Linked DNA regions of Mus musculus: all the other regions are linked to region 3. The links are chromatin loops, found by intact Hi-C in ENCODE. Cell type or tissue: left cerebral cortex. All regions are shown on one strand. Links, peaks and the distances in the headings refer to the core of each region. The heading gives the core; the rest is flanking DNA.

Region 1 (7,866 bases), core at 1,739-6,738, 180 kb before region 3:
AACACACACACACACACACACACACACACACACACACACACACACACAGAGAGAGAGAGAGAGAGAGAGAGAGAGAGAGAGAGAGAGAGAGAGAAAGACTTAACACATAAGTAAGGAGTTAATCCATACTTCCTTTAAAGGTGTGTATAATAATGTATTCATCATTTCTTAGCTCTTATTAGTGCATTGTTTTATTTCTGCTGATATAATCTAAAGGGAGGCATGGCTAAGAAAATAGCTCATGTTTACTTTATTATTTGGGATGAGTTGGTTACAGAATAGGTTAATAACTTTATTCTCTGTTTCCTTTTTAAAAAGTTTTTCTATCCCTTTCTTTTAATAACCAAACATGTATTAAAATTTGGGAATGAATGGATTCCAATCGAGAAAATTAATTCATTAACAATGAGTAGCCACAAAGGTCAAAGCAGCTAAATTTCCATTATCAGAAGCATTACAAGCTCTTTATCTTCGCTTACCTTCTGTGCGGCTCATTCTCTGTAAAGAAATGCTAATGCGAGACAGGCAGTCTTCTCCAAGTTCCATTATCATTTTCTCTTATAATATAACAGACAGAAGACAATTCTTGCTACAACATCAGTTCTCTCTTCAAACCCCCACATACAGGTGTCATCTGAGCTGCACAATCTTACCACTGTGTTGCCAGCCTGAGAAACAAAATTCAGTGACCATTCTTCTTGCATAAACGACAACACTCTCTCAGACCTATCTATCACCACAATGGGCTTACCCATGGACAGACAGAGGGAAGGATAGAAGGACAAACTGGTGGTCAGATGGGTGAGTGGGCAGGCAGTTGGGTGGAATGATGGGTCACACACACACACACACACACACACACAGAGAGAGAGAGAGAGAGAGAGAGAGAGAGAGAGAGAGAGAGAGGGACAGACAGACAGACAGGCAGGCAGGCAGGCAGACAGAGAGAGATTACAGCTTCTCAGGATGTTTCTGTATGTTGTCCATCATAACTACTGAGAAGAAAAGAAGCATGCATTTTTTAAATTTTTAACTGATTCAGTCCTTTTTTGTTGTTGAACATACAAGATTTTAGTCTAAAGGAAAAACCCAGCAGGAACCAATAAAGCCTACTGCTATGCTCACATCAAAGCTTCACTTTTTTAAAAAATAAACTATATTTTTTATTTTTTTCCTTTATCCTTCAGGGAAAATATCCTTTCTGATAAAAGTATAGTGTTGCTGATTTGGAAAGGCAGCTGTGAGTTCACCTGTAACACTGCACAACATGCCTGATCGATTTCCCTAGTATGTCTTCACTCTGATCTAACAACAGTTGGTAGGTATAGATGTTAGAGATTCACTTTCATGATTTATATGAAAACATTTCCACTTTCACCATTGTTCCTAAAATCCTGAGTGTTCCATGTCTTCATTACTGTGTCAAAAGCCTCTGAGAAATTTCTTCTATCCTAATTTTCCAACTAAAAAATGTCCATCAAAAAGGAAATTAAAGTACGGTTTTTATTCAGTGTTATGCTGGATGTATTTTTTAAATTAATTTATTTTTTACACTCTATATTCCATTCCCTGCCTCCTTATCCACCCTCTGACTGCTCCACATCGCACAACTCCTCCCCATCCCACCCCTGTCTAAAATGATTTTTGTTTGTTTGATTGGGTTTGAAATAATTTGTCACTCTATATAATTTTCTTGAATTTTAAATGGCACAAATTATGAATATGTGCATAAAACATTATCTAAGGAAATATTTTAGCAGTTCTACAAGTTTTTCTTCTGGCCAAAAATCTGAAAGTTTACTAGATTCACATGTTCAGTATTCCAATGAGTTTTCATAAATAGAATCTTTAGACATGGAGATGTGCTCAGCAACTCAGAAAGCAAAATTTTGACATGTCCTATAGTGATGATGTCTGATTTTCCCTATCCTTAGCAATGAGGTCTCTTAATCTTCAACTGAAATTGTACGTTGATGATATCTTTCTCATCTACACTAGCAGACAAGACCCAGCTATACCCAAGTATGATAAAGGCATACAAGCTCTATTTTTTCCAGGCATTATTACCCCCTTTACTTCCTTTAATTCTTTCTCACTTTTCTTCTTACCAAATTTGTTTAATGTAATATTTAAAAAATTCTTAAAGTTGTAAGTCTGAATTACTTGTAAAAACCTTTAGGAATATGATGGCTTAACTATATGCATACAGGGATTAAAAACATAAATTCTGATGCTGACTTTAGAGTTCTAAGGTTTTCATCAGGAATGATTAGAGTGCCGATGTATAGAGAAAGCTACTGGGTGACAAAATAAGAGAAAGCTACTGGGTGACAAAATAATGACACATCTAAATCTTTCTTTAATGTTAAATTTTTCAAAGTAGCAGTTTTTGTTTTGGTATATAAGGAACATAAGACAATATATCATATGTACATAAAAATTACCGAATATACTGTTCTTCAATTTCAAGATAATAAATATATGCTTATATGATAAATTTGTTTAATATTCACTTTGTTTAGTATGTATCAGGGGCTGTGCTAAGAAATAATGTATATTTGATCATCTATGTAAATCTCACAGCAACTGTGCACTGAATTTGGAAAGTCCAAATTCTACAATCCTTTGATCTTAACTGCAGGGATAGGGACTCATTCCTAGAAGACACGGCAGAATGAAAACTAAACAATGGGGAAATGCTATTAACAAATAAGATATTTGTGAATTTTGAAAATTAAACTGATTAATATTCTCTGAGAAAACATCAAGTCCTGTCCTCACCTAGCTCTTTCTATAGCAACCAAAGAGGACTTTCACTCCTTTATAACATTCTTATTTTGAGAATCATTCTATATATCCACTAAGATTAGGAAGCAGTATTTTCAGTGACTCATCTGATAATCCGAGGTTCCCTTCATCAGGTTTCATAATAAATTATACTTTTCATTTAGTAATTAACCTTCTGTTATGCTTGGTATCATAAGAATTCTTTGAATTCTCTGATGGCCTATAATCAAATACAAATTAAATATTAATGCTAGTAAAATATTTTAACAATGTATCTTAGTTATCAGGGCTCTTCCAAAACAATGTTAACCTATTTTGTAGCCTTTTAAAACATTTTAAATCTTTCAAAACAATCTAACTAGTTTTGAACAATTTTTTTCAAATAAGTTAAATTGTCCAATAGGAAGTGGATATAAAACCAATCAGTATTCACGTGATTTTATTCATCCAGAGAGGAGAAGACCACTAAGATAATCCCCAAGGCCTCCTAAACCAACCAAGGATCTGCATCTAACCAATATACAACAAAGTTTCATTGAAGGAAATGTGATTTTTATCACAGTTTTCAGAAGAATGTATGACTAGAACTTCTGGTGTGTAGGAATTAAAACACAGATTCCCATTCAAACTGACAAAAAGTGATTGATTATAAAGTGATGTGGCCATTTTGTCTAGGCAGAAGAGCTTTAAAGAAAAGCAATTTGCAAGAGACCAGTCCATGCAGGAGAGCTCGCAGGCATCAGAAGCAACAGAGCTTCTTGGACAAGGTCTCTTTCAGACCTTTATCTTCAGCCAGGAGGCAGAGCTGAGACCCAAACCTCTGTGCACCTTCCCTGCCAGAGGAGAGTCAGCCTCCAGGGAGGGCACTGACACCTGTACCACCTTGTATCCTGGGTCTCTCCGAGACCAGTCCACACTGGAGAGCACAAGGGCCTCAAAAGCAAAAGAGCTTTTGGGCATGGTCACTTTGGGCCTTCATCTTCAGCCAGGAGATGGAGCTGCACTCCAAACTTCTGTGCACCTTCCCTGTAAGAGAAGAGCTTGCCTGCAGAGAGTGCTCTGACCACTGGGACTCAAGAGAGAGTTGGACTCCCAGGAGTGCTAACAGAGGCTAACAGAATCACAGGAGAAACAAGCTCCAGCCAGAGACAGCTAGAACATCTAACACCAGAGATTACCAAATGGTAAAAAGCAAATGTAAGAATCTTATTAACAGAAGCCAAGACCACTTGGCATCATCAGAACCTAGTACTCCCAACACAGTAAGTCCTGGATACCCCAATACACCCGAAAAGCAAGAATCAGATTTAAAATCATATCTGGTATGATGGTGGCAGAGGATTTTAAAAAGGGCATTAATAACTCACTTAAAGAAATACAGGAGAAAGCTGATAAACAGGTAGAAGCCCTTAAAGAGGAGGCACAAAAATCCCTTAAAGAATTACAGGAAAACACTGCAAAAGAGGTAGAAGTCCTTGAAGAGGAAACACAAAATTCCCTTAAAGAATTACAGGAAAACACAACCAAACAGGTGATGGAATGGAACAAAACCATCCAAGTTCTAAAAATGGAAGTAGAAACAATAAAGAAAACTCAAAGGGAGACAACTCTGGAGATAGACAACCTAGGAAAGAAATAAGGAACCATAGATGCAAGCATCAGCAACAGAATACAAGAGATGGAAGAGAGAATCTCAGGTGCAGAAGATTCCATAGAAAACAAGGACACATCAATCAAAGAAAATGCAAAATGCAAAAAGATCCTAACTCAACTAACCCAGGAAATCCAGGACACAATGAGAAGACCAAACCTAAGGATAATAGGTATAGATGAGAATGAGGATTTTCAAAATAAAGGGCCAGTAAATATCTCCTACAAAATTATAGAAGAAAATTTCCCTAATCAAAAGAAAATGATGGCTATGAACATACAAGAAGCCTACATAACTCCAAAAAGATGGGACCAGAAAAGAAATTCCTCTTGACACATAATAATCAGAACAACAAATGCACTAAATATAGAATATTAAAAGCAGTAAGGGAAAAAGTTCAAGTAACATATAAAGGCAGACCTATTAGAATTGCACCAGACTTCTCACCAGAGACTATGAAAGCCAAAAGATTCTGGACAGAGGTTATTGAGACCCTAAGAGAACACAAATGCCAGTCCAGGATACTATACACAGCAAAACTCTCAATTACCATAGACGGAGAAAAAACCAAAGTATTCCATGACAAAAGCAAATTCACACAATATCTTTCCATGGATCCAGCCCTTCAAAGGATAATAAAGGAAAACCTCTAACACAAGGAGGGAAATTATGCCCTAGAAAAAGCAAGAAAGTAATTCTTTAACAAACCTAAAAGAAGTTAGCTGCAAGAACAGAATCCCAACTCTCACAACAAAAATATCAGGAAGCAGCAATTACTTTTCCTTAATGTATCTTAATATCAATGGACTAAATTCCCAAATAAAAAGACATAGACTAACAGACTGGCTACATAAATAGTAACCAACATTTTGCTGCATACAGGAACCCCACCTCAGGGACAATGATAGACACTACCTCAGAGTAAAAGGAGGGGAACTTCATACTCATCAAAGGTAAAATCTTCCAAGATGAACTCTCAATTCTGAATACCTATGCTCCAAATGCAAGGGGATCCACATTTATTAAAAAAAAAAAAAAACTATAGTAAAGCTCAAAGCACATATTGCACCTCACACAATAATAGTGGGAGTCTTCAACACCCCACTCTCATCAATGGACAGAACCTGGAAACAGAAACTAAACAGAAAAACCGTGAAACTAACAGAAGTTATGAAAGTAATGGATTTAACAGATATCTACAGAACACTTTATCCTAAAACAACAGGATATGCCTTCTTCTCAGCACCTCATGGTACCTTTGACAAATTGACCATATAATTGGTCACAAAACAGGTCTCAACAGATACAAAAATATTGAAATTATCCAATGAGAAAGAAATTAGGGAAACAACACCCTTAACAATAGTCACAAAATATATAAAATACCTTGGTGTGACTCTAACTAAGGAATTGAAAGATCTGTACTACAAGAACTTCAAATCTCTGAAGAAAGAAATTGAAGAAGACCTCAGAAGATGGAAAGATCTCCCATGCTGATGGATTGGCAGGATTAATATACTAAAAATGGCCATCTTACTGAATGCAATTGTGATAAAAAAAACTGCATGGTACTGATACAGCAATAGACAGGTAGATTAATGGAATAGAATTGAAGGCTCAGAAATGAACCCACACACCTATGGTGACTTGATCTTTGACAAGGGAGCTAAAACCATCCAATGGGAAAAAAGACAGCATTTTCAACATATGGTGCTGGCAAAACTGGCTGTTAGCATGTAGAAGAATGCAAATTGATCCATTCTTATCTCCTTTACAAAGCTCAAGTCTAAGTGGATCAAAGATGTCCACATAAAACCAGAGTCACTGAAATTTATAGAGGAGAAAGTGGGGAAAAGCCTCGAAGATATGGGCACAGGGGAAAAATTCCTGAACAGAACAATGGCTTGTGCTATAAGTTCAAGAATAGACAAATGGGACCTCATAAAATTGCAAAGCTTCTGTAAGGAAAAAGATACTGTCAATAAGACAAAAAGGCCACCAACAGATTGGGGAAGGATTTTTACCAATCCTAAATCTGATAGGGCACTAATATCCAATATATACAAAGAGCTCAAGAAGCTGGATTCCAGAAATTCAAATATCCCCACTAAAAATGGGGTACATACCTAAACAAAGAATTCTCAACTAAGGAATACCGAAGGGCTGAGAAGCACTTGAAAAAATGTTCAAAATCCTTAATCATCAGGGAAATGCAAATCAAAACAACCCCGAGATTCCACCTCACACCTCTCAGAATGGCTAGGATCAAAAATATAGGTGACAGCAGATGCTGGCAAGGATGTGGAGAAAGAGGTCCACTTCTCCATTGCTGGTAGGATTGCAAGTTTGTACAACCACTCTGAAAATCAGTCTGGAGGTTCCTCAGAAAATTGGACATAGTACTGCCGGAGGATCCAGCAATACCACTCCTGGGTATATACCCAGAAGAAGTTCCAACTAGTAATAAGGACACATGCTCTACTATGTTCATAACAGCCTTATTTATAATAGTCAGAAGCTGGAAAGAACCCAGATGTCCCTCAACAGAGAAATGGATACAGAAAATGTGATACGTTTACACAATGGAGTACAATGCAGCTATTAAAAACAATGAATTTATGAAATTCTTGGGCAAATGGATGTATCTGGAGGGTATCATCCTGAGTGAGGTAACCCAATCACAAAAGAAGTCACTTGATATGCACTCACTGACAAGTGGATATTAGCCCAGAAACTTAGAAAGGCCAAGATACAATTTGCAAAACACAAGAAAATCAAGAAGAAAGACCAACAAGTGGATACTTCATTCTTCCTTAGAGTAAGGAACAAAATACCTGTGGAATGAGTTACAGAAACAAAGTTTGGAACTAAGATGAAAGGATGGGCCATCCAGAGACTACCCTACCCAGGGAGCCATCCCATAATCAGCCACTAAATACAGACACTATTGCACTGCCAGCAAGATTTTGCTGAAAGGACCCTGATATAGCTGTCTCTTGTGAGGCTGTGCTAGTGCCTGGCAAATACAGAAGTGAATGCTCACAGTCATCCATTGGATAGAACACAGGGTCTCCAATGAAGGAGCTAGAGTAATTACCGAAGGAGCTGAAGGGGACTGCAACCCTATAGCTGTAACAACAATATGAACTAATCAGTACCCGCCGAATTCATGTCTCTATCTGCATATGTAGCAGAAGATGGCCTAGTTGGCCATCATTGGGGAGAGAGGCCCCTTGGTCTTGCAAACTTTATATGCCCCAGTACAGGGGAAATACCAGGGCCAAGAAGTGGGAGTGGGTGTTTAGGGGAGTAGGGTGGGGGGAGGGTATAAGGGACTTTAGCTATAGCATTTGAAATGTAAATGAAGAAAATATCTAATAAAAAATGAAAGAAAAAGTTAAAAGTGGTTTATTTATTCACACCAATTC
Region 2 (7,866 bases), core at 1,739-6,738, 1.1 Mb before region 3:
TTCCTGTCATATTTCTGACTTGGATAGATTAGATTTACATAAAGACGAATATACATAAAGATGTGGGCGTCTGTGTGTGTTTGTATGAATAAGAAGCTATCTAGCATAACAGAGTAGATAATGTGAGAAAGGGGAGAAAATGAGACATGGTTGTCGAAGAATCAGCTTCTACTTTTATTTTAAAAATCTAAGTTCAGAAACAAAGCTGGTGTGTTTTCCTTAAGTCACCACAGGAGGAGCAATGCAAGAGAAAGAGATGAGACCTGGGCAAGCCGATTTTGGAGGAAATGTAAAGAGGCAGGTATTACTGCTCTCTAGACCTTGGCTGTCACTGAGAGGAACTGTCATGTGATTCATAGGTGGCATAATGTATTCATCTGTCCACACACAGGTCACATGCTCAATCTTTTATTTTCACACAAGGCAAAACCTCCCCACTTGCTTTGAAAATTATAAAAGGTGACTTAGTATACTTAGTGTTTCAACTGCTTAGAATCAATTGAAGTCTAAGGTGATGTCACCTATCTGTGTTGTCTGTCTTATATTCCAAGAAATGTTTTTGTAAAATCAATTGGTTAACTCCTTATGTTTCAAAAACATACTGTGTCTTCTTCCAGTGTGTGAGACATGTGTGGGTTCCAAAAGCATCCCCAACACTCTTTTATCCAGAGTCAGCTTTAATGCCCTAGATTATGGAAGATCAGTGATCTAATCTTTTCAGAAGATTATAAAATATAGGTGTTGAAATAGAGCAGCAGGCATCATTTTTCTATTATTTCAAAGCTTAAAAAAAATCATGATATTTAGTGGTGGCTGTATACACCTTTAATTTTGGCACTTGGGAAGCAGAGGCAAACAGATCTCTGAGTTTGAGGCTAGCCTGGTCTACAGAGCAAGCCAGGGCTACATAGAGTGACCCTGTATCCTTCCACCATCTACTGCAAAGAAAAGGAATCTTAGGGAAAATGAAAGGACCTTAAAATTCTAAATTTCTGTGCTTTGAGAGGATCAAGAGGGAGGAAGGGATATCTTTCGCAATGACCCAACTATGGTTCTGCACAAGACAACTAAATGTTAGTGGCCTCCAATATCTGGACCTTTCCCATTTAATAATATGTGATGTTGCTCAGAGTTAAGGAAAAATAATGAGTTTTGGTCTGATTGGAAATTGGTAGATAAAGACAAGGTTATTTCACTTGGTAATCTGTCAACTCCCTAAGATTATTATTGTTATAAAGAGATGACCAAATATATAAGCTATGCATCTTTCATTGGATTGTTTGAGTATGTCTGTCTGTAAATAAAACAGGCTATTCTTCTTTCCCTTCACCTGCCAAGCAGGCATATATATGCTGTACTTTTTTCTGAACTGCTTGATACCACTTCTGAGGTTATGTATGGGGAGGGATTTAAAATAACAAGAAAACTCAGGTTACCAAGCACAGTGTATAGCATGACCTGAACAATGATGTTTGCAGCATGATGGATGACTGACAGGAAGAAAAGCAGGAAGGAAGGGTGGAAAGGAGACAAGAACAGATGGGAGGCAGGACAGTTGATAAAAGAAAGATCAGAACAGAAAGCAGGAAACATTATATGCCAACATGTCACTTGATGATCAGGACTCATTGTAGGGTCAGTTCGATTTTCTCTCCTCTTACTATTTTGTTTATCTGTAGGTTTTTTTTTTTTGTGATTTCTGTATAAACCTCTATTCATTTACAAGCAAGATTAAGTATGATGTTTCAAGGGCAGTGTATAGTTCCATGTACATCCCCTGCATAGTAAGTTCCTATGCTCAAACAGTTACCATCGAGCCCGGTGACACTGGCCATCTGGAGACATGCTCAAAACATACAGAATGTAGTTTGATAAACAGAGTAGGCCAGCAGACTTTAGAAGAAAAATCAAAAAAAAAAAAAGTAATAGAAAATTATCCTGAAAGCAGTGAGTTCTTTTCTGTGGTTCTCTTTTTCAAAAGAAAGATTTTATAAATTGATTGTGACTTTTGTCCCTAGGCCCCTTGACTTGAGAGAATTCAGGACAGGGCTTTATTCATTTGCATTTAGTTGGTGGGCATTTGTATGTGTCTAACTTCAAATTTAAGTAGCTAGAATTCATTTTCCAATATTGATTTCAGACTAAGTCCCTTAGGTTATGACAGTCCACAACTTTTCCCTAGGTGATTTTCATATTGAATAACATCTGGAAAAGGCATTGTGTCTCTATTAGGTAAGGTGGTAACCATAGTCATTTTTTATAGTAGCCATGGGGATTCCAGGAACTTCCTGTGGATTTAAAACTTACAATTTCCTAGGTATCCTAGAAAAAAAATGACACAGAGTTTATATATAATCTACACACACCCTGCACTAGACACAGTCATCTTTGGATTACTGCATTGGATTGTATTATCCAATGCAGTGTAAATGTTCTGTTCAATAAACAGTTGCTATCATCTATCTATCTATCTATCTATCTATCTATCTATCTATCTATCTATCTATCTACTCTTTGTAACTTTTGACAAGGACAACACATCTGGCCATAGTTTGTACAAATGTACTCTTCCCTCTCCCCAAATATTTTCTATCTGCCATTTTGAGTCTACAAGTAAAGGAATCCATAGATATGGATAAAGTATTTAGAAAAAGGTACTTTAAAATGGATGCATGTACTTTGTTCTAATGAAATTACTTTAAGAAAGAAACTAATGAAAATGGAGAAGTCATGTATTGAAGGACTTTTTTTTTCCCTCTTAAAGACTGTAGATATTTTCTATAAAGATCTTTTAATAGCAGGTAACACTCGAAGGTAAATTTTTAGTATTGTCACTGAAGTGACAAAGTGTCAATGCTATGCATCAGGGGGTGGGGTCTAAGCAAGAGAAAAGTGCCATGCATATGGTAAAAAGGATGAAGACCAGTGATCCCAGACACTTTAATTTCTTTTATAGAAGATTGTAAACAAGAACAAATATGGGGTGTTAACTGGTTGGAGGAGACATGGGGCCATAAAGCTATGGTCAGAGACAGGGGAGCTGGGCTGTAAAGAGCATAGTGAGGATGCCCACTCTAAGGTATTTGCAAGAGACCAACATTTAGTTCTTAAAAGGACAAGATGTTCTCTTAAGACAGAACAAACACAAACATGTGTGTTCTAAGGGCCACTGTGCTCAAATGGTTGAGACAGTCCATGCTTTGCTTTTAGTTTTCCTTGGTGTGGAACTTTTCATCTAAAAGCAGATGATGTTACAGTTGAAAGTGTCGGGATTTCTTGCTTGATGGTAGTGAAGATGCTGCCATGCTGGGCAGCATTACTACCCAAAAATTCTAATCTGAGGCCACCTCCACTCTTCCCTCCATAAATACACTTATACATTAAAAAAGCATATTATGTGCGTGCACATGTACACGCATGCTTGCCTGCTTCTGCATGTACATATGTGCTTGTGTATGTGTGTGTGCATGTATGTGTTTGGGGTATAGCTTGATTTGTGCTCCCTCATTTTATAAATAGAAGGCTTAAATTTGAGTCAAAGCCTTTAAAGAGCCAATTAAAGTTACACACAGTCATCAGAACAGTGCTGCAGTCTAACTGGCTCGAAATTATTAAAAATAACTAGAAAGAGATGGAGAATATGGTACACAAGGACTTTGAAAAAGTACCATATATAAGGCAGGGAGAGGTCTCAGGACAATATGTGTGCTAACACCTCGATCTTGGAGTTTCAGCTTCCAGAACTGGGAGAGAATAAGTTTCTGTTGTTTAAGGTGTTGACGCTGTGGTGTGTTCTCATGGCAGCTCTACTGATTCATAGGAAACAGAACATGCTGCCTGATGTCATATTGTAGTGTGAACAGCAGGTGGCAGTGGTGTGCTGTGAGTTCATGCGGTCAGCTCATTGGCCAGGCTTTAGCTCTGGTTTTGACTATGGGGTCAAGCACAGAGAAGTTCCCGTTCAAGCTTTTCACTGCAGAGAGATGTTGTATTAGTGGATCTGTTATAAGGCTAGCCATGAAGCTTGGTAGGCTCAGTGCTCTCCTAGCACACACAAGACTGAGCTCAACTCAGCATTGCAAAAACATTGCATACTTATAATCCCTGCACTTGGGAGGAGGAATCAGATCAGAAGTTTGAAGTCATCTTGGCTACATAGTAAGTGTGAGGCTAGCCTGAAATATTAATTCCTCCTCTCAATCTCCCCTCCTCTCCCGTGTTATGCAGTCTAGTACCCTCTATTTGAATAATGATTTCTTACTATTTTATGGAGTCTAACTTGTGTTGATGCTCATGGTTCATGGTTCCTTGGAAGTTGATGCCTCTCCCTGTAGAGAGAATCTCTTTGTGTAATATTTGGAAGCATCACTTGCCAGTAAAAGGCTGATGGCCTATTAGCTGAGGCAGGAAATAGGGGGTGGGAGTTCTGGTAGGGAGATAGGAACTCTGGGTGCTGGCAGAGGTTCAAACACTGAGGACACAGATGCATGAAGTTGAGAAGAGGTAACCAGCAACGTGGCATTCATATAATACAGTAAATGGATTAATTAAGTTATGAGATATTTGGGGAATGAGTCAAAGCTTATGGCATAGGCATTCATTCATATATTATTAAATCTCAGCGTCATTATTTGGGGAACTGAGATGCAGGTAGAACATGCTGAAGGTATAAGTACCGTCTCACTTCTGCTGGGTACTCTGAAGACTGAGCACAGAGCTGTTCACTTTCAGATCCTCCGCAAGCTTATTTTATTCACCCGGTAGCCATAACCTTGTCCTTATCTCTACAGTGTGTTCTCACCACAAGTTACAGAACCTAAACTTTCCTCTAGGGATGGAGAGAACTAATTTGACAAGCAGGTAGCTTTAAAAAGATACTGTGGAAGCTTCAGTGTTGCACAAGCATCAGAGATTTCTTAAGTCTTCAAGGCTTGCTTTCAGAGTACCCCCTTTTGTTGTTTTTGTTGGCTTTCTTAAAAATAAGGGTCAAAATAATTTTCTTTATTCCCAAAGTTGGACAAACATTTCAACTCCTCTTTACTTAAGATTATTAGAAGTCAGATTTCTGGTCAGTGTCTTTCGATAAGCACATGGTAAGAGACTAAGACAATGATCGTAGTGTGAGAAATGCTAGCTAAGAGTTTACTCTGTAAACACTCCTAACTGTTGCTGGAAATCACCACAGATAAACGTAACTAGAAGTCACCAAAGGTCACTGTATGCAAGCAGCCTTGACACACATTTGTGGGCTGTGTGCTTTGCCTGTCAGAGTCTAAACCTGATGCTAATGGCTTAGGAAAGCCAGACAAACAGTTTGAGTTCTCGGATCACCATGAGGAAACTTGTATAGGATATAGTTTCTTACCCTTTGGATTAATAAAGGCAGGAATAAGGAGGTAACAAAATAGATAAAAGACATTACTTTCCGAAGTTTTGTGGAAGCATTTTATTAGATATGGTGGCATAAGATTTATCTATCTAAAAGATGTTGGAAACTTCTGATCTCCTTGGATTTACATGATATTGATAAAGCTTACTTAGGACAGAATTCCCTAAGACAACATCCCTATAATTTGTATTTTCTGACATATTAAGAATTTTAATACAAGGATTCTATATTTTGGGACTTATATTATTCTTATTTTAGTTTCTATAAAGTGAAGTTTTAACATCAGTAAAATGTCACTAGCTGTTTTTAAGTATTCTGGACTCATTCTAAAATATCTTGGGATTTTAGATATTTCTAAACCATTGCTTTAACAGTAACTGTAAACAATGATTTTGCAGGGACACAACTTTCTAAAAACGACATTTATTTAATTTATCTCTGTGTGGAGGTCAGAGAATGACATGTGAGGTTTGCTCTCTTCTTCCTACCAAGTGAGTCTTAGGGATCATCCACTGAGCTATCTGTCAGCTTAAGTACATCTTTTCCTTTTTTAATGTGTAAGGGTGTTTAGTCTTTTGTTTACATGCTACACCCATGCAGTGTCAGGTGAGGGCAGGAGATGGAGTCAAATCCTTTGGAACTAGAGTTCCATACAGTTGTTAGCAGCAGTGTGTGTGCTAAGAATCAAATCCAGGTGCGATATGTAAGGGCAGCAAGTGCTCTTAACCACTGATCTGTCTTCTTACCTTATAGACACACTTACCTTAACCACTGAGCTATCTCCTTAGATCATAGGCACACTTACCTTAACCACTGAGCTATCTCCTTAGATCATAGGCACACTTACCTTAACCACTGAGCTATCTCCTTAGATCATAGGCACACTTACCTTAACCACTGAGCTATCTCCTTAGATCATAGGCACACTTACCTTAACCACTGAGCTGTCTCCTTAGCTCATAGGCACACTTTACCTTAACCAGTAAGCTGACTCCTTAGCTCATAGGCACACTTTACCTTAACCACTGAGCTGTCTCCTTAGCTCATAGGCACAGTACCTTTTAGAGAAACCAGTCAATCCACCATCTGCTTATGATGCCTCAGAAGTTGCTCACTGTGTTTCAACATTTTTACTTTGTGTCTCAAGACTACCCTTTTTATTTCTCCTATGGGACAGTTCAGAACAATGCTATGCTCTTCCCTGGGGAACTGTGAGTATAGAGAAACTCTGCCTAGTACTATACAAACGAAACTCGATGAGGAAAAATTGAACACACTTTTTTATTGGACCACTCCCAGGGATGTCAGTGTATAAATAAGCATTCTGGTGCTTCAGTGTTAATTTTTCTTGTCTTTAGCCTTGTTAAATGGGCATAAGCATTTTGTAAAAGTGTTATTTTGGATGGAGGCTGATTACATAGCCTGATAGGTCCATATATATAAAACCTTACCTATCTTTTATCTGCCCTAATCTCTGTTAAGGCTTTTGTGTATATGACAATAACTTACTGCATATCTTCTCTTACATCTCAATCAAGCTGTCCACACTCAGGTGATTATTGTCTCCCCGCTCTACTTTCCTTAAGAAGCACTGCTATGTATTCATTTACTCATACAAGACATCTAGAAATCCACCTGATTCCTCCTTTCCCCTTATCATAGTATCCAACCACATCCTGCCCCACTACTCAAAATGTTTTAGCATGGGTCATATCATACATACCATGCTAGTTCTTAACATACCACATCATGCCATGCCATACCAGATCATGCCATATCATATTGTCTCATACCGGATCATGCCATATCATATCATATCATATCATATCATATCATATCATATCATATCATATCTTAATCAAGTCATACCATCTTATGTCATGCCATCTCAGGTCATGTCATACCTATTGTTGTTATATCAATTGGTTTCTACTAGTTATTCAATTGTTGGTATAGTTTTAAGGACTATCAACAATTATTGATTGTCAAGATTTGTAGTCCTCAATGAAACTGACACTGTACACAACGACTGAACTGTGACAAAGGAAAATATTCACATTAGCTGCTTTTAGAATTCAGGTCTGTCTCTAATCTCCTATTATATTCTCTACTAGAATTGTTCTAAGAAGAGATTTTTTTGAAATAACTTTCAATGAAAGGGGAAATGCATGTTTTCACAATGAATGCTCCTTTGTTTCTTTAATATGCTGATTCTTTTGTGAAGACTGGCATATCCTGATGGGCACTAACGACTTGTTTCCTATTCTGCTGGGGTCTTGAGGGGTGTTGTCTCTGAGATAGGAGAGCTGGGAAGCAAGCATTGAGGAAGCTTTGAACTTGAAAGACACAGGGTAGAGCTTTAATACTTACAGCTGTCCTCTTCTTCAGTTATACATCTCACAACATAACAGGCATAGATGAAGCCCGCCAGCTGAAACAAAACACACAAGCTTTAGAAATTACACAAAGGCGAGAGA
Region 3 (7,866 bases), core at 1,984-6,983:
ATCTTCAGTGAAGGCAGCAACGATAACCAGGAAATCACATCCTAGCGATTATGAGCTTAACTTCTGGATTTTGCCCAAGGAGCAAATCTCTTTCCAGAAATTACATTTATTTTTTTTTTTACAAAAATCACACTGATATCTAAAGTGAGTTTAACCATACAACTCGGAAATTTCAATTTATGATACTTGTGGACACTTTCTCATTGAATAAAATTTTAGATTAAATTATCATGGTGCGGAATTTTCATTTATTTTATGACCTGATATTCAGATGTTACAATAATAAACATATATTTATGCCTTCACTCTGTCAAACACTGAGATTTTAAAAACATATTTTATATAATTAACAGCAAGGATATACACTCCTGGCTAGAAAAATGCCTCTGGAGCTTATGAACCTGTTCTTCACATGTCAAATGTCCAAAATACCACATCTGCTTTGAAAATAATGAGACAAATGAGGTCTCTGTTTCTACAGTACTTAACAATACTACATCCTTTTCTAAGATTAGCTATAAATTGATGTAATTTTTCAACTGAAACACAACACTCAATTTATAAGATTACAGATTAATGCTTTTAGAAACTTAAGTTATTTAATAAAAAGAGAATTTAATCTTAGGTATCTTTGGCTTCCAGTAGTTTTAACAAATCTCAGGTTGTGTTTATGAAAGTAAAGCAGGCATAAAAGTCTCAACACACTGAACATTTCAGAAGTCAACAAAACTGGAATCTCTCTGCCAGCCAATGATACAACAAGTCAAAACTTAGGCTGGGAATATGGTTTTTATGTAAAATAAAATTTTCCCAGACTAACCCAAAGATGTGCCAAAATTTTGTATCTATAAACATAGAGTGAAACATGTACTTCCACTCATAGGTGTTCCACAACACTTTGCAAAGAGTTACTTTATGTCAGATTGCATAAATATCTCTACAACACAGCAATGAACAAGAATCTCTTATGCCCTACAGGCTTTTACTATTTCACTCCATTAGAACAATTAATTGTCTTTCTCCTTTGTTTTTGTTCTATCTCTGCATTAACATGGCTGCTAATTATATTAGTCTGGTGGCACAAGAAGAGGGAAAGGAAAAAGACCAGGATTTTCTCATGAAGCATAGAATACTTCTCAGGACCCCTAGCTGTGCGCTTGCTTAGGCTGAACATGCCTGTCTTACAGCCAACTCTATTTTGTTGGAGAACATAGTCATTATTAAGGTTTCTTTTCCATTAAGTATTCTAGCTCCTCTACAAGAAATAGTTGCATATATGCACACACACGAGAGAGAGAGAGAGAGAGAGAGAGAGAGAGAGAGAGAGAGAGAGAGAGAGCAACAGAAGAAATCTACAGCTGTATCATGTTTGTATATTTAGCTTCCTCACTGGTATATTTATATTTTCCAATTATTTTAAGAATTTATATTCATCATACAAAATGTCATCTGATCCCAATACATACAGTTGCCCTACATACAATTGCCCTACCACATTAATAAAGCTCCTCTCACGTTAAACAATTTAGAGTTAACTTCCATGTTTCTAAACTGAGAGGAATATAAGAATGTTCTACCCACCAACCTATTCTTAGTTTTACACTTTACAACTGTGATACTGCAAATATAGACTATTCTGAAACCTATACAACACACACACATGTTTGGGAAATGCAATGCAACTTGGAATATTTGGGTTACATTGGTAGTTTTACAAAGTAAACTCTGGTTAGCTCTATTGTTAATGGCAATAGTTCTTTGCTGCAATACTTATATGAATCTGGGGTAGAGATATAGAAGCTGGTTTACATAGCATTGAGAATACATAAAGCTCCTAAAATTAGATCTCTTCTTTTCCCTTACAACCAAGTCCATAATACACAATTCACAGATTAAGGAATACACCATCCAGGACTTTCCTGGGTGGCGGTGGGATACCAGAGCTGAGATGCCTCAAACACTTTAAGTAAGTTTTTTTAAAGGAAAAAAGAAAGAGAAAAGAAAGAAATAAAAGAAGAACCCTCTGCAGGTCTTTGCAAGTGATAAACAGTGAAGAAAACTTAAGAAATTCTTTTGTCAGTTTTAATAGCAAATTCTTGTTCATTTAAACACCCTGCGATGACTGGATTTTCAATAATTGTCTTCCATTCTACAGCCCCCAACCCTTTATAAAACAAATAAGGGGAACTGTTTAGACTAATTTATACTTTCTATGGAAAGCTACTTGGTGTTGCAGAAGTGCCCCCTATTTCAAATTAACCATTTGCCACTGACATAAATTTTCACCCTATCTTCCCCTAAGCCCCTCCTCCTATTGCCTTTAGGAATTGAAATCGAGACATTATTTGCATTCTTGGCTTTTTAAAAGCAGCAATAGGATATTCTTCCAAACTTACATACAATCCCCCATCCTGTGAGATCAAACAATAGCATCAATTTCAGTGGCAATATTGTACATTATGGAAGACAAGATATTATTTCTTCTTGGAATTTTTGTAGCTCTTATGTTTTAAAGGTCCACTCTGGGGCAATGGTGTTGCAGAGTTTAAGTATCTCTCTCTGATCTACATACTTTTAGAACTCACTGTGGCTTTTTAGTTCAGAATGCTGCTAGAACACATCTGACCTAAACAAGGAGTTTTTAAGAAAATTATAAGACAATATATTCTAAGAAAATATCAAGCGACGATAAATAAATACTTCAAAACAAGTATATAAAAGCCTGAAAATCTGCTTTTCAACTTACACGCATATATAGTAAAATATATATGACAACCATCCTGTTCACATTAGCAAGAATGCCAAGCATAAAAGGAGAGCAACATCTCCACTCCCTTAAAGAAATTAAAGATAACAAGTTTAACCTGCACCTGCAAAACTGTCCTTAGAGGGACAGAAACGGGGAAAGGCAGAAAGGCTCACTTCTGCTGCACCCCTAAAATCATTTTAAATACAGGTAATATGTGGCATCTTTTATCTCTTCTTTTCCCTTCCGTCCTGCTCAATGGCAGATCTCTTACTACACTCCCTGCCCACTCTCTCAATGGTACATAAGAGAATAAGAGAACCCAAGCGTCACTTACCAGTTGCATGCCACAGATAAAGATAAGCGTGCACCTGCCACTGCAATAACCCATGGTTTCCGAGACCCCTGCCACAGCCAGGCTGTCCCACGTCGGCCACCGTCGAGGCCCCAGTTTATCCAATCAGATCGTGGGGAAGGACAGGAGAACCTGCCCAGGGCTCTAGGGCTCCCAGATGCCGCTGCCAATGTCCAGGGAAGTGACAGTGTCCTGCGCGGCGGCGGCTGCCCCAGCCGCGCCCGCCACACATACCTTTACTCGTTCACTGCACTCCCAGCGCCGCGGGCAGCGCCGCCCAAGGAGACGCGCCCGGGCCCCGCAGGGGCAGCAGCGGCAGGCAGACAGCGCCGCCGAGCCCTGGGGCATCTGGCCCGCCAAGTTGCGGCCCACGCCCGACGAGCGCTCGCCCGCCCCGCACTCCCTCCCCACGCACGGGTGCGCGGGCTCCCGGGGCGGCTGAGATGCGCGCCGGGCGCCTCTGTTCTGCGCTCCGCGTGCGGGGCCCAGGGGCGGGGCGGCTGCGGGGGCCGCGCGGACGCCCTGCGGCGCCCTTCCCCTTGCCTAGATGAGCGGATCCCCTCCCAATCAACAACTTCTCAGAGGTCGTGGCGGGCAGCAGCCCTGGCCGTTGCGGGCGTGGTGTCGCGGTGCCTGGGAGCTGCGGGGGCGTTGACTGCGGGAACAACGCGAGGGATCGGGTCGGAGGAGTCCCGGTGGCATGGCTGGCTGGCTTGCTTGCTTGCTTGCGTGCTTGCTTGCTTGCTTGCTTGGCGATGCCTTGCTTTGTTGGTATCGGTCTTGCTGAGGCAACCCTGCCAGAAGCATTACACGTGCAAGCTGTGGTGTGTGTGTGTGTGTGTGTGTGTGTGTGTGTGTGTGTGTGTGTGTGTGTGTGTGAAAGTACGGTTATGAAAAGGGATGGTGAGATATCAACTGGGGTGCCGCTAAGGCATTCTTCCCCACTGGAAAACCTGCATGCACTTACAGCAAAGAGCGGAGGGAGAGAAGTGGACACGGTGGCGGCCAACCAACAGTCCTGTGCTTGGCACGAGGCAAGGACAGCAAGGGACAGAGATTCCAGAGTTTCAAAGATTAGCCTGCTACAAGGACCGAACGGAATTGCCTCTTGAAGTTGCAAAATGTAGGGAGCCAGAGGAAATGTAGGAGTTTGGTTTTGGTGCTTCAGACTGCTTTCTTAACAATGGAAGGAGCCGATGAAATTTGAGCACTTATCTACCAGACCTCATGCACCATCCGGTTGGTTATGTGTCCTTGCTTGGTCATACTCCAGGTTTGACAGCAGCAGTTACCTGCGGACACGCACTCTGGAGCCTGTTGCTGCCACCTACGGGTAAAAAGCTGAAGGGAAAAACATGCTGGAGCAAGTGATGGTCATTTAGACCTTGGTGTTCAGAAGAGGGCATTTCATTTACAGTCCCAACAGCTACTGAAAGCATTCCTAATCTGGCTACAGAGAGAGGGTGTACTGTTGAGATCCACTGGATAGTAAAGCCATTGGAATAAAGTGCTGTGAGTGAAAAGAACTGTTCATGGAGCTAAAAAATACCATCGTTAGAGATGTAAAACCGGAAAAAAAGAAAAAAAGCTAACCAACAAGGTTCGTGAGACAAGTAGGACTTAAGCCTCCTTGAAAAACGACATTTGTGTATGGTAACTTTACCCACACTGAGGACCTAGTCTCCCTTCCATCAGCATCAGCTTGAGAATCATTTAGACTGTACCGTAAAACGTAATTCTATCTGTAGTCACTATTTCTTCCTCATTCTTAATCACTGAACTATGACCTTTCAACACATGGCATTCCTCTCTTTTTGTGGGCACACTGAATTGTTTCCTAAGCAGAGGAGGCTCTTGGCTAAGAAATAAAATGATTTCCTTGAAACCCATCTTTATCGGGCAACGGAGGAGAGGTGGGGGATGATGACCTCAGCCTTTTCAACGCACATATTGGAAATGCCAAAAACAGATTAGTCCATGCCATGGGGTCTCCACCAGCATTCAGTCCTGATTCTCTACAATAGTAACCATTTCATTTCATCTCATCTCTCTGCTCCAGTCCCCATGACTTCCTGGGACAACTTTCAAATAAAGCAATTGTGATGTAATCTTGTATCTGGTATCTGCCTTAAGGGAAACCCAATCAAATAAAATATTCCTCAAGGGCTTTTATGGTAGATATTTTACTGGTATAGTAGCAACGACAAATGTAATTGATGGTAATTCAGTATTGTATGCAACTAGTATCTACTTGATGAATCTACATCACATTGTCTCATTCATTACAGGAAACCTGGGAAGTGATACAATGCCAATTCCCAAGTAAAAGAAACTAAAATATTAGGCAGGAGAAGTATCTCTATAAAAGAGATGCATGTTCTCAGACAGAACAGTCAAGTTGGAATGCTCATCTTCTGTAAATAAAAATTGGTGTCCCAAATCACTGTGCAATACACCATCATTGATATTTTAATGAGTTTCTCAGCCATCTTCTAGTTTCACCCAGAAGTGATACTAAACATGTTTAGAGGGTGTTTAAGTATTTACTTCTTTGTGAAGTAAATTCCTATCACGTCCTTTATACACAACATAGCTAATGCCGGGCTTCTGCAAAGGTGCCCTAGTTACAGATGCAATCCCATTCCTTGAGGTGGCTGTACCTTTCTTGTTGCTTTTCCTTTTGTCCCTGGAACTAAACACCTTCCTGGAAGGAACATTAATCACAGCTGAGAGTCCTAGCTGTTCCATAGAAGTGTGTAGAGAAAAGAGATGTCTGAAATTGGAAAGTCGATTGCATTTTCACTTAGAAAGAAGGTCATAAAGTGTTTAGCTATGAGGTGCTAAGGGCTTTCCTTGACTTGTCTGATGACATAACTATTGTTAATTACCTTGATTCTGTGGGGGAAATGTCTACACATCTGCATACCTCCATCTGGACTCACCTTGACAAATGGCTTTAAAGTGCTTTTCAAGGTTTATTCACACCCACTTCATTTTCTTTCAGGACAACTCACTGTCTGTCCTGAGCACACAGCATCTAAGCCAGTTAGAGGTGACTCCATACTCAGCTATGACAAAATTCTCATGCCTGGGTGTGTATCTCCTCTGAGCAGTTTCACTACAAGTTTACACAGTCTTTATTGCATTTAACAAATAGACCAGTAACAATTATCCTTACAGTCACTAAAATAACATTTAACTGATTAGATAACTTGAACAAATGTGGATAAGGAGCATATTAAAATATTGATAGTAAATAAAATTAAAGTAATCATAAGTCTTTCTGCCTGTTTCCATACAATGTTTCTTTTACAAATATAGGACTATATTAGCAGAATATATTCTAATATGATGGGTCATCTTTGTTGTGATTGACTGTGGTCATTATTATTAGGCTTATGAACTCTGAACCCAGAGGGTTTGGATTGTTATAGCAAACTCTACCATTTATCAACCAATTTTAGACAAATGTGCCTTAGTTTTCTTAACTATACAATATGTCATAGCACTGTTGTGTTAGTATACACAAAGCTTTCAATATAATGCCTACCACTTAGCTACTATAACTTTTCCAGTTATCATGATTCTGCCTGTCATAGATCTTTAACATTGATCACAATGCTAAATCCAACATAAAATATGCTTAATTCATATTTTTGTCTCCCTACAGGTTTGTGGTAGACAAAATAGTTGTTCCCTAAATGTGCCCACATTGTAATTATTGAAACCTCGGAATTTCTAGTGAATATGCCACTAGTAACCACTGATTTTGCTGAACTGGTTAAATAAGATGAGTAGAGATGTTGGATTATCTTGTTGAACCTCGTACCACCTGGAGTTCTTGGAAGCAAAGAACTTTTTCTAAGTGCAGAGTGTTTTATAGGCTGTCAAATAAAGAGGCTATGACCATAGCACCTTGGGCATCCTCTAGAAGTGAAAAAGGTGAAGGCTCACTCCTCCATTATACACAGAAGTAATGCATTAATGCTTACAGCTTGATATAGAACTATGATGGATTTTTATATGCATGCATATATGTGTGTACAGTTATATAAAACTATTGAATCTATAACTTGTTATGAGTTCAGTTGAAAACCATTGGCATTTTATTCTGATATTTAACTTTTACAAATGTGAATATGTAGGTATGTTTTTATTTTTTTGCATTATGTTTCTTTCCTTATGATGTTCCTAGAAACTTACATATAGTCAAGGAAAAGTACTTTCACACTTCTTCTAAAGGGTCTTAGTAGTCTTACCTCTTGCCCCACCACCAATGAATAGTAACCCCTAAAAAACTTTTTGTTCTACTTCACATGTGTTCATAATGTACTGTGTTCTAAAAATGAATCACATTGAATCACTTTTTATAATAATTTCTCGGAAAAGTTCAACTCCTTTCCTTAATAAAATTATCTAGTGACAGATTCAATCATAAAGAACCACAGCAATAAAAGTCCATTTATCTATTCAACCAAACTGCGAGCCTTCAGGGAAAACTTTGAAAAGAGGTTAAGCCAAGATGAAAAGAGGCAGTTTTAGTTAAGATTAATGTCTGATCAGATAATAGTATTGAATTCAATTTGAGTTCTATGGCCTGCTAAATTAAATGACTTTAACTCATGACTTATATAAACATCTGCTTGTTGTCATGAATGCAGAATTAGGTATGCCTCCCTTTCATCTCCACAAACCTCAAATTTTTGAATGCTAGTAAAAATGCCACAAATGGAATGCTCTACACAGGATGCCATTTTCATGCCCA

The links. Hi-C counts contacts between places; a loop is a spot of excess contacts. Peaks named below come from ENCODE experiments on the same cell type or tissue, not always from the same donor. Only the 100,000 strongest peaks of a DNase experiment are listed, where the experiment ranks them.
Region 1: a loop joins it to region 3, with 2.3 times the contacts of the local background. A loop is called at or near these places in 11 of 42 quality-filtered maps.
Region 2: a loop joins it to region 3, with 7 times the contacts of the local background. A loop is called at or near these places in 14 of 42 quality-filtered maps.

What each region holds. Positions count from the first base shown.
Region 1 is chr10:32,703,001-32,710,866 of GRCm38, forward strand. The region is part of intron 1 of Nkain2 (Na+/K+ transporting ATPase interacting 2); the gene reads right to left. Among named protein-coding and RNA genes, the nearest start is that of Nkain2, 180 kb to the right of the region's middle. In left cerebral cortex, for the core only: a CTCF peak has its summit at 3,802 (motif pointing right); no DNase peak of the experiment used is centred there.
Region 2 is chr10:31,738,743-31,746,608 of GRCm38, forward strand. Nkain2 (Na+/K+ transporting ATPase interacting 2) reads right to left here. Exons shown (of 7, transcript NM_001013411.2): 5 at 7,760-7,820. Among named protein-coding and RNA genes, the nearest start is that of Rnf217, 130 kb to the left of the region's middle. In left cerebral cortex, for the core only: a CTCF peak has its summit at 3,857 (motif pointing right); a DNase peak (open chromatin) is centred at 3,866.
Region 3 is chr10:32,886,560-32,894,425 of GRCm38, forward strand. It overlaps Nkain2 (Na+/K+ transporting ATPase interacting 2), which reads right to left and starts at 3,356. Exons shown (of 7, transcript NM_001013411.2): 1 at 3,084-3,356. The coding sequence starts at 3,137. In left cerebral cortex, for the core only: a CTCF peak has its summit at 4,433 (motif pointing left); DNase peaks (open chromatin) are centred at 3,206, 3,499, 3,762 and 4,289; H3K4me3 peaks cover 2,817 bases; H3K27ac peaks cover 2,305 bases.